Linked DNA regions of Homo sapiens: all the other regions are linked to region 3. A link is a contact called in ENCODE Hi-C or POLR2A ChIA-PET data. All regions are on one chromosome and are shown on one strand. The core of a region is the stretch at or near the end of the contact, and the rest is flanking DNA. Distances in the headings are between cores, read along the strand shown.

The links. Hi-C counts contacts between places; a loop is a spot of excess contacts on that map. ChIA-PET counts read pairs that join two places held with the same protein, here RNA polymerase II (POLR2A). Pooled maps may share reads with other maps.
Region 1: a loop to region 3 is called in a map of IMR-90, with 22 times the contacts of the local background. The contact joins the enhancer-like site here to the promoter of RBMS3-AS3 in region 3. A Hi-C loop is called at or near these places in 4 of 168 maps with a recorded cell type or tissue (IMR-90, MCF 10A, chondrocyte and 1 more) and 10 of 50 pooled maps. POLR2A ChIA-PET finds 5 or more read pairs at or near these places in 1 of 52 experiments (AG04450).
Region 2: a map with no recorded cell type shows a loop between it and region 3 (6-fold over the local background). The contact joins the promoter of RBMS3-AS1 here to the promoter of RBMS3-AS3 in region 3. A Hi-C loop is called at or near these places in 1 of 168 maps with a recorded cell type or tissue (ascending aorta), 1 of 37 single-sample maps with no recorded cell type and 7 of 50 pooled maps.

Annotation. Positions count from the first base shown.
Region 1 is chr3:28,665,937-28,669,148 of GRCh38, reverse strand. All of the region lies in intron 2 of LINC00693 (long intergenic non-protein coding RNA 693), which reads right to left. Among named protein-coding and RNA genes, the nearest start is that of LINC00693, 92 kb to the right of the region's middle. RefSeq lists a silencer at 1,218-1,377. Within about 2 kb of position 1,313, at least 5 of the 41 ENCODE cell types and tissues checked have a DNase peak (open chromatin) inside an H3K27ac peak, as active enhancers do.
Region 2 is chr3:29,932,152-29,935,510 of GRCh38, reverse strand. RBMS3-AS1 (RBMS3 antisense RNA 1) reads left to right here and starts at 1,355. Exons shown (of 3, transcript NR_046556.1): 1 at 1,355-1,669. The region is part of intron 10 of RBMS3 (RNA binding motif single stranded interacting protein 3); the gene reads right to left.
Region 3 is chr3:29,279,321-29,282,601 of GRCh38, reverse strand. It overlaps RBMS3-AS3 (RBMS3 antisense RNA 3), which reads left to right and starts at 1,663. Exons shown (of 3, transcript NR_109804.1): 1 at 1,663-1,871. It overlaps RBMS3 (RNA binding motif single stranded interacting protein 3), which reads right to left and starts at 1,531. Exons shown (of 15, transcript NM_001003793.3): 1 at 846-1,531. The coding sequence starts at 920. RefSeq lists an enhancer at 2,627-2,676.

The DNA of each region.
Region 1 (3,212 bases), core at 64-2,563, 610 kb after region 3:
GGTGTGATTTAAAAAAAAAAGCCAATATTTACCAAGTGCACTTAATATGGGCTGGCACTATTCTAAGAGTTTTAGATGTATTAAAACTCATTTAATCCCCATTACACCCCTATGAGGAAGGTAATATTATAATAGTAAACTCACTTTACTAATGAGAAATCTGGGGCTCAGAGAGGTTAATTTGCCCAAGATCACATAAATAGGAGGGGTGGCACCAAGAGCTGAACCCAAGCAGTCTGGCTCCTAACCCAACACAGTGATATACTAGAGAGAGAGAATATCAGCACTAACATTGAAAAGTTGTAACTGTGGGAAGGAGGTAGAAAAGGACGGTCAGGGAAAGAAAATATTTGTAAAATGTTAATCTGCTTAATGTTTTTACCTAACCTCTTCCAAGTGTACAAAACTTTGTGATTAAAAACAAACACCTAGCCCACAAACATACAGTCTAATAACCAGGAGTCTCTTTATTTCTCATAAAGGGATTTATCTGTCCTTAATGGTTCTGCTGTCTGATCTCAGATGGACCTAACCCCATTCCCCATTCTTAATTACCAGCAATTCAATTTGAACCAGGGTAAATGGACAGCTTGATCATATCTGCAGTCTGACACCAGAAATGCTATGACAACCACCCATTTTTCTTTAAAAAAATGATCTCGTAGCTTGTATCATGTCCTGTCTTTCATCTTCTGGAAGAAGAGAGATGGAATGTACAAATAAGCCACACTGTTGGCCAGAAGCCTGTGTGATAATAAGCCCTGATCTCCCATAGGTCAGAGTACGATACCAGACCATTCAGAGCATACAGGGCAAGTCAAATGCCCTGTGAGCTTCTGTGACTACAGGAAAGAACAGTCATTTTGAACCTTTTGGGTTTCTGCCAGGGGAACTTTATTCAGTCCCCAACGTGAGCACCTTCTTTGTGCCAGGCACTGTCAGACACCGGGGACACAGAATGAATATGACCCAGTCTCTGCCCTGAGGAGTTCACAGCATAGCAGGGCAATGCAGATACATAAATAGCCACCTGTGATGAGTGCTAAAAAAAGGGACAGGAGGAGAGCACACACAGAGGAAGGAGAGAATGGAGAGGGGTACATATTCAGGAATTATTTCTGATTAAGATGAATGGGATTTGGGATTTAACTAGGTGGGGTGGGAGAGAGAAATGATCCTAAAGTTTCTGGCTCTCAGGTCAGCTCAGACCATTATAGAGAAAGACTAGTTCTAAGAGGCTATGTCTGAGCTCATGTGCTCAAAAGCCCCAAGTGACAAGTTTCAAACCACCATTAGCGCCATCTGTTGGCCACAGTAGGAGGTGACATACACTGGGCTGGCATTTGGCTTTATGGAAATGAGCTGTGAAAGTTACCAAGTAGAGGACACCTGTATATGATAACATCCTTAACCTAGAGGCATAAGAAAGGATAGTGGTTTGCAAGCTTGTCTAAGCCAACTTATTTTGTTGTTGTTGTTCTGTTTTGTTTTGTTTTAGGCTTTTAGCGGCCTGTAGCCATTGTTTTTAGTTTCTGTCTGTAGAGATAAACAGAAAAGAGGGGTGAGGAAGGGACTTCACTGACCCAACCAGAAAGGGAAACTAAGAACTCACGACTGTATTCTCTCCCTTGGACACTTTACTAAACTATACAGGCTCTGGGGTCAGACTGCATTGGGGTATAAACTAATAGTACATGACATTGGTCTTTTATCTTGTCTAAGACTCGGATTTTATTAAAATGAAAAACGACAATAAAACTGTAACTATGTCACAGAACCATTTTGAAAATTAGAATATATGCTACATGGACAAGAACTCTCATATACTGGTAGTGCGAATATAAACTGAGAGTACAATTTTTGAACATATGTATGTTCTATGACCTAGCAGTTTCACTCTTAAGATTATACGCAATAGAAACGTGTATTATGGGTGCTGAATGGTACATATATATATATATATGAAAATTTCCTAATAGTCCTGCTTGTGATAATAATAAACTAAAAATAAGCAACATTTCCAGCAACAGAAAAATAGATACATAAATTGTAGTTATTCATACAATGGGACACTACACAGTAATGGGCATGAGCAATCAACAACTACACATAAAAAGATAGACAAATCTTACAGACATAAAATTGAGCAAAGAGGCCAGATACCAAATACTACATATTGTATGACTCCATTTAAATAACACACAGACACAGGCTAAACTAATAAATGTTAAAAAGTCTGGATGACTGGCCAGGCACGGTGGCTCATGCCTGTAATCCCAGCACTTTGGGAGGCTGAGGCGGGTGGATCACCTGAGGTCAGGAGTTTGAGACCAGTCTAATCAACATGATGAAACCCTGTCTCTACTAAAAATACAAAAAATTAGCTGGGCGTGATGGCGGGCACCTGTAATCCCAGCTATTTGGGAGGCTGAGGCATGAGAATTGCTCGAACCTGGGAGGCGGAGGTTGCAGTGAGCCGAGAACATGCCATTGCACTCCAGCCTGGGCAGTAAGAGCAAAACTCCATCTTGAAAAAAAAAGTCCGGATGATTATCACTGGGTAGAGGGTTAGTAACCAGGAAGGGAGCATTAAAGCATTAAAGAAGCCCCTAAAATGCTGGCAATGTTATTTTCTGATGTGGATGCTGCTTACCTGAACGTATTTACTTGGTAAATTTTTTTTGATTTTTTAAAGTTGAAAATAATTTTCAATCTTTTAAAAGTGCTCTTCTACTTTCAAAAGCTCTCAGCACTGAACCTGCTTGATAACAAGTGTTCAGTATATATTAGGTATTGAAATGTCATGAGAATGAAGAAGAGGATGATGAAGAGTCAAATAGAGGAGTAATTCAGAGGGAGAGCTGGTGAGTATTACTTCTGCTACATTCAGAGACATTCTTCAGTTCAGTAGACAGTCTTGGAATCCACAACAAAGTACAAGATTGCTAAGGAGAGCTTCTAAGTATGAAACCTGGGAAAACACAAGATAGGCAGAGAAGGAATAATGTGGGAGAGAGACTTAACAGAAGGTAGGAAGAGAAGTAAAATAGGATCATGGTTCAAAAACAAGAGAAAAAGAGCCTCCCATGAAATGTAGTTTGTAGTGTGTGGTGTCAAGAGTTTTCATGCTACACAAAAATTGGGACAGACGAAGACTACATATCGTCCCATGGATTTGTCTGCGACCCCAGCTGGAACAGTTTTAGAAGAGC
Region 2 (3,359 bases), core at 106-2,605, 650 kb before region 3:
TAACCTTTTGACCTGTTTTCTATCTATCTATATTTTAGACACAAGACAGAATACCAAACTCTGTTAGAGCTGGTCAAATTTTTATGTCCATCCACAATTTTTTTTTAAAAATAAAAGTGTCAACTTTTAAATCAGATGTTAAGAAAAGTGGATGTCTAGAATATGTCTTTTGATTTATTATCATTGTTGGGGATAAAAGAAATTACAGACATTTTAAAAAACTTCCATCCATATGCAAAGTGTCATATGGTGAGTGAAGAATGGAGCTAAGTCATTTTATCCTTCCATTTCTCTTTCTCTACCCTGCTACTTTCCTTGCAGTAATTAACTTGGAGAAGGAAAAATATTTTTAAAAAACAAACTTAAAAAGCTTGAATTGGATGGAATCTTTGAGAGTATATAATTTCAATGTTTATTTAAAGATTGTGATAAAAGTAGAAACATATTTTATAACAACCCATTTAAATACTCAGTTATGATCAAATGATTATGTATCTGAATAAATTATTTCCCTAAACATTATTTTTCTCACTGGACAGATGCATGTAGATGGCCAGATCTCGGCACCCAAACTAATTACCCACTGCGCGTTTCCTAAAATGCTTTTGCTCAAACTAAGCAATTCTTCCTGGTATTATCGAAATTCAACTTCCTGACTATATCTGTGAAAAAGATCAGGCTATCACTCTGCCTTCTCTGTGGGCTCCTCCCCATTAATTTTCAGAGATAATAGAAATTGAGCCAAATATTTGGAAATGCTTGATATACAGGGCCAGCTTTGTTCACAAAGACATTTAGGCTTTTCAGTAGGAATCAATCAGAAAACATGTCTGTTATTTTAAAGGTCTGTAGCTTGTAAATATACACAATTGTGCATTTGTGTTGTTTGAATTTCTCGATGCTTCTGTGCATTGTCATTCATCAGGATGCCTCTTAAATGAGAAACATAAGATAAGCTTTTACTTAATTATAATTCAGAGACACATCACTTTTCTTTCTGCTGCCTGAATCTTTTTAACAAAACCATCTTTATTGTTTTCCTTTTTTAAAAAATACTTACTGGCCTTCATTTCAGGTATTTGTTGTGCCAGACCAGAAGTAAACACTTTAAGAAGAACAAGGGTTCTTCTTAAATCACCTAGGGATAAATTATAGAATAACCTCAGAGTTAAGATGGAAGTCCTGAAGCATTTTTTTTTTTCAACCAAAAAGTGGTACTTTGACAACATTCTAATGCTTAGCAGCTGCAAGACTTCGATTCTCTTCTTGAACTCAAGACAGGTTATCTTTTTAGAATATTTGCCCTTAGACATTCCAACATGCAGCTAAACTGTCACAATCCCAGAAACCCCTCAATTCTAAACAGCTTGCTCTAGCCACAAAAAGGATCATTCATGTAAATCAGAGATAAAAACCAAACTGCGTTTGGTAAGGATACTTTCTTCTCAATACCCTGGAGGTTGTCTCATTCCCCAGGGGTGTGTTTTTTTTAAAGGCAATATGCAGATGAGGTAGGTGAGCATGTGACAGAACAATCAAAATTCATGCATGATGAGAAGGATCGAATGCCTGCACTTGGAATTAATTTTGGAAGAATTGTCTGGTCTCTTTCAGAATCTTTTCATTGAAAGCAGTATTTGGGGACTCATTTGATTACAGATGTCATAGAGTGAGTGTTGCTTCTGTGTATAAACCAGAAACCTGACAATCAAAGGGAAAAGTAAGAAGGGATTTATCATTAATTGGAATTGTAAATAGCAACACTAGGCACAGAGTGGAAAATAATGTAAGGAGACCAGTTACTGCACATAAATGAACAGTTCTTTCTAAGCAGATCAGTTATTGCACATAAATAAAAAATAAAATAAGGATTCTTGGGGAAGGATATGTAAGAATCTAGAGTCTTGTTTGCATTCAATAAAAACATTCAGTGAAAACAATCCTACAAATTATTAAGAATACAAATTTTTTAATCTTAAGGGAATGGAAGAAATGTACAGTCAGGGAGTAAACTGGAAGTAACTAATAGGAACTCCTGGGAGAAATGAATTTTCTTAATGATACTTTGTCTGGGACAGACAACTTAGAGAGGTTTAGTGTTGGTTACCTACAGCAAAGGGGGAGTTTGCCAGCCACTTTGCTTATTTAAAACTACAGAATCTCTTTTGTATTGTATATGACATAAATAAATAAATACAAAAGAAGAAAAGAAAAGCCTTATGGTTAGCATGGCAAAGCCAGTATCCACAACCGTAACTTTGACTTATTAAATACACTGTCAAATCCACTCCAACTTAATATATTTAAGCCATAGGCTGAAGAGTGTTTGTGACAGATGTTGCCAACACATTAAGCATAATTTTGTTTACTTGAGATGTATAGGATGTGGTGTCTGACAGAGTTCACCTGGCAAGTGGCAAAGCAAGAAGAAACAGATTTTTCATTTTAGCATCTCTGGATGTCTGGCTTTGCTCAATGTTTGGGCTGCAAAGAAAAATATTGTACAATGCTATAATTCCACTAAAAAATACAATGACCAAACAGCTGATGGAAAGGTCTGGTCCTTTTTAGCCACTGCCTTTGCAAAACAAAGCTGCTCCCACTCAAGAGACAAAGGGTGGATCTGGTTGCCCTAGTTCTGAAATAAACAATTTTCAACAGTAATTTGGGTAAAGTTTCCAAAGATCATCATGTGTGGCGTAAATATATCTGACCTAAGGCCAGAAAAGCATCTGTGTTGTTAACCTTCTGCCAATGTTTGAAAGAAATTTGAAGTCTTTGAAAGTTCAATATTTTAATTTCCCAACTGAAATACAAAACCATTGGCAAATCAGGGAAAAGCATGTGTGGCTTCTCTACCATCTAGAGCACACATAGCTGTTTTAGCACCTATATTAATCCCAGAAGATGAACCACAATAAGAAGAACTAGCTGCATTAATATTCCTGTGATAGTATTCTAGGTCAGTGCCACCCCAACTATGGTTTGTGGATCAGTAGCAGCAGTAGACAAAAATTAGACTCTCTGGGATTAGGCCTTGAAATCTGTATTTTAACAAGCTCTCCAGGTGATTCTGATATACTCTAAAGTTTAAGAAGTATGCTCTGTCTAAAAACTGCTATCGTATAAAGCCAGTGTTACAGTTCTTACAGGCAAACAAGTGGCTTTATTTTATGTACGCTGTTTCTCATTTATTTGTTTGAATCCAGTCTTTTTACAGGCCATGGTCTTTTATGTGATAATCACATTATATCTTGTTAAAAACATTCAAAGGGGCTAAGCCTGCATTTTTGATGGGCTGACCTAGAAATATTATCTGAATAATCACACCATATAATCACTGAATAAGTGTGATGACC
Region 3 (3,281 bases), core at 414-2,913:
TTTCACACCTGAGAGTCTTTCATGTCTTAACTGCAGGATAAAGTTCAGGGTAGGTACTGCCCACTGCTTACTTACGTGGGCTTGCCTCTGGGCCCCTAATGGTCATTTGACACACACACATAAAGCCTAAAGTATTTAACCAATTCAAGTCCAATTATGATCAGTTACATTTCATTCCTTTTCAAGACTCAGGCCTCCTCATGGCAGCTACACAGAAAAATAGATCTTCTAAAAGTAAAGAACATCTATTGTAAAGCAGTCTGTAGCATGCTGATCATCCTCAACATAAAATAAAATAGGCAAGGCAAATTAAAAATAAAAATAAACTCTCAGAGACTCTGGTAGGAGCCCTATACCTTCTCACACCCTTCTTTCATTCTATACCCTGCGATTAAAAGTTTGAGTTACCCCCACCGTTGCACGTCCTATCCAGTGGGAAAAACCCTTTTAGAGCCACAATCAAAGAACAGCTCACCAGAAAAGCCCCTGAAATTATATTCTTGTGCCTGGTAATCACTGTTGTGATCTGCTTTCTAAAAACCGTGCCCATCTGCAAAAGACGTTCCTGATATCAGGACCATTTATGCTGCCAAATAACAACAAAGAAACTGAACTCAAGTGAAACTATTATCTCTCCTTAAAGAGAAAGCTACAATTCCGGGTTTGCTGCTTTCTTCTTATGTCTTCCTCTGCCTCATTAACTCCATTGGTATGTCACTAATTTCAAAGAAGCAGGAAGAAGTGATGGGGGTGGGGGTTAACTAATAATTCACACGCCTGTCTGTTTCCCATCCCAAGTGCAGAACGATACCACGCTGATCGCCAGACCGTGGGTCAAGCCATACCTTGGTTTGGAGATAATGAGGATAGTAGTAAGTGTACTGGGGGTACATTTGTGGCTGATCCAGGCGTTTGCCCATGTAGCTGGAATCTTTATCTCCGAGGCAGGGAACTGGATGACAGGGTATAGTGCCCCAGGCCGAGCTTCCTCTTAAACCACTATTCCTGACAGTCCCGGTGACTGATGAGGCTTCAGAGACTCCACCACTCGCTAGTTCCAACACAGCAAGAATTTTTTTAAAAAACAAAACAAAACAAAAAACACACACCAAAGGAAAAAAAAAAAGGGCGAGGAGTGAGATCTGTAGAAAAAACACCCACACACAGCCTTCCCAGATCTTGCCTGGCTTCCCCCAGCTGCCGGGGTCCACTTGGGATGAGGCAGTTTGTTCTCTAACCAGGCTGTCTGTAGTGATGTCAATTGCCAGCGTTCGTAAAGGGGGAAAAAAATCAAAGTCCTTTTAGCACAACTCCGAATCCTTGCAGATCAGCTTCCTGTCTCTTGGTTGTCTCTTTCCCCACCTTAAAGAAAAAGAAAAAAGAGAGAGAGAAAGAGAAAGAAAGAAAGAAAAAGAAAGAAAGAAAGAAAAAGAAAGGGGAAAAAGAAAAAAAAAAAGAAAAAAAGGAAGAAAAAAAAAAAAAAAAAACCTTGTACAGCTTAGTTGCTGCTGTCTCCCTCCCAGAGTGACATGGTGTTCGGGGCTTGTCCTGTCCTTTCATTCACTTCCCCTCCTTCCAGCCGGTGGGTGGAACCGAGAGAGCCTCTCCAGGGAGCAGCGTACGCAGTCCAGAAGGCTGCAGTATTTCCTCCAAGAAAAAAAAAAAAAAAGGCTGCTTCAACCCCTGCTGCAAGCAAAGTTCCGATTCCCTCTGCTGGCTATCTCGAATAGCAAGCGATTTTTGCAGCAACGCTGCTGCCGCTGGAACTGAACCTGAAGAACTCAAATGCGGGCGGTGGATTATTTCTTATCCCTCCTCCATCTACCCCACACAAGAGCTGCTTTTTGTTCCTCTTTTTGCCAAGTTCCAAGGTAAGCCACACTGCTAAACAAAACACAGAAGAGAGGGAAGAGAGGACGAAAGAAGGAAGGAGGAGAAAGGAAAAGAAATAAAGGCAGGGGAACTAACCTTGCTGGTTAAAGGGGAAAAAAGTAAGTCCCGGATGCTTTCAAAATCTGTTAACACGCTAGAGCCAGACGCATCCAAGAGCTGATTGAGAAACTAACCTTTTACTACCTGGAAAACTTGGTGGATGTTAAGTATTGAAGAAATTTTAGGGTCTACTCCAGGACTACTATTAATGCCACATGTCATCAGATTGGACTGATCAACTGAACATATCAAAAATAATAACTTTTTTAAAATACATCCATTTTGTAAAAAAAAAAAAAAAAAAAATCAAAGGAAGTGACCCCTTAGGTTCGTCAGATATTTTACAGATAAAATCTGTTTCTCCCATTGTCTCTCTCTTTATGATTATTTTGTTGCATTGATGCTTTAATCACTTTACTGATATCATCTAAAAAAAAAAGAACAAAAATCATAATTGCTTGGCAGAGTTTTTTCCCACCAATGATAATATTCTGTCATGTCTATCAGCTGCTACATTATAATACAAATTGTTTCAGATAAAATATATTTCCTTAAAGGGTCCCTTTTCAAGGCGGGCGAGGCTAAAATTAGATGTGCCAGCTGTGTTTTGCTGCGAGTGCTCACGCATGCCCAAAGCGTGGGCAGACCAATACTGAGCTCTTTTCTACTTTGTCAAGTCGGCTCTGTTCTCCTGAGCCCAGAGTCTCCTATTTAGATAAAAGGTCCCTGGTACAAATCCAGCTTCCTAGTCAAGAAGAACAGAGAATTTGGGCTCAGTGCACACATGGTGTCCATCCACATACAAGCCGCACCACCCCTAAAGCAACTGGCTTCCACCGAGGGGAACTGGTTTCTGGAAGCTGTGTGAGTGCATACGTGTTCCTTGGATAAAAATAAGGATGGCAGGTAAATAGTTTTATGTTTTACTTTTGACAAGAATAACAATCAGAAGGAAGGAAGGATGGAGGGTGAGAGGGTAAGAGTTAGGAGGCCCTGACAACATGGTGATTGAGAATATTAAATCAACCCCACCTATCTCTTAAATGTATTATTTGGGGCCTCAGTTGTCCCATCTATAAAATAGAAATACTGCCAACTCTCCTGGCTGAAGGCAGTACACTGAATCAGACACTAAAAATGACACTGATTTAAAAATCCTCCAGTGGTGTCACGTTTCTCAAACAATAAAGTCCTGACTCTTTGGAATAGGTTTCAGGACACTTGACGAGCTGTCTGGCCCTGGCTTTCTACTCTAGTCTCGGACTTTCAACTCTGCCCCTCACATCCTATACCGGAGTCACTCTGAGCTACTTTCAGGACAGGAACATGCTCTCAGAGGCTTCTGTCAT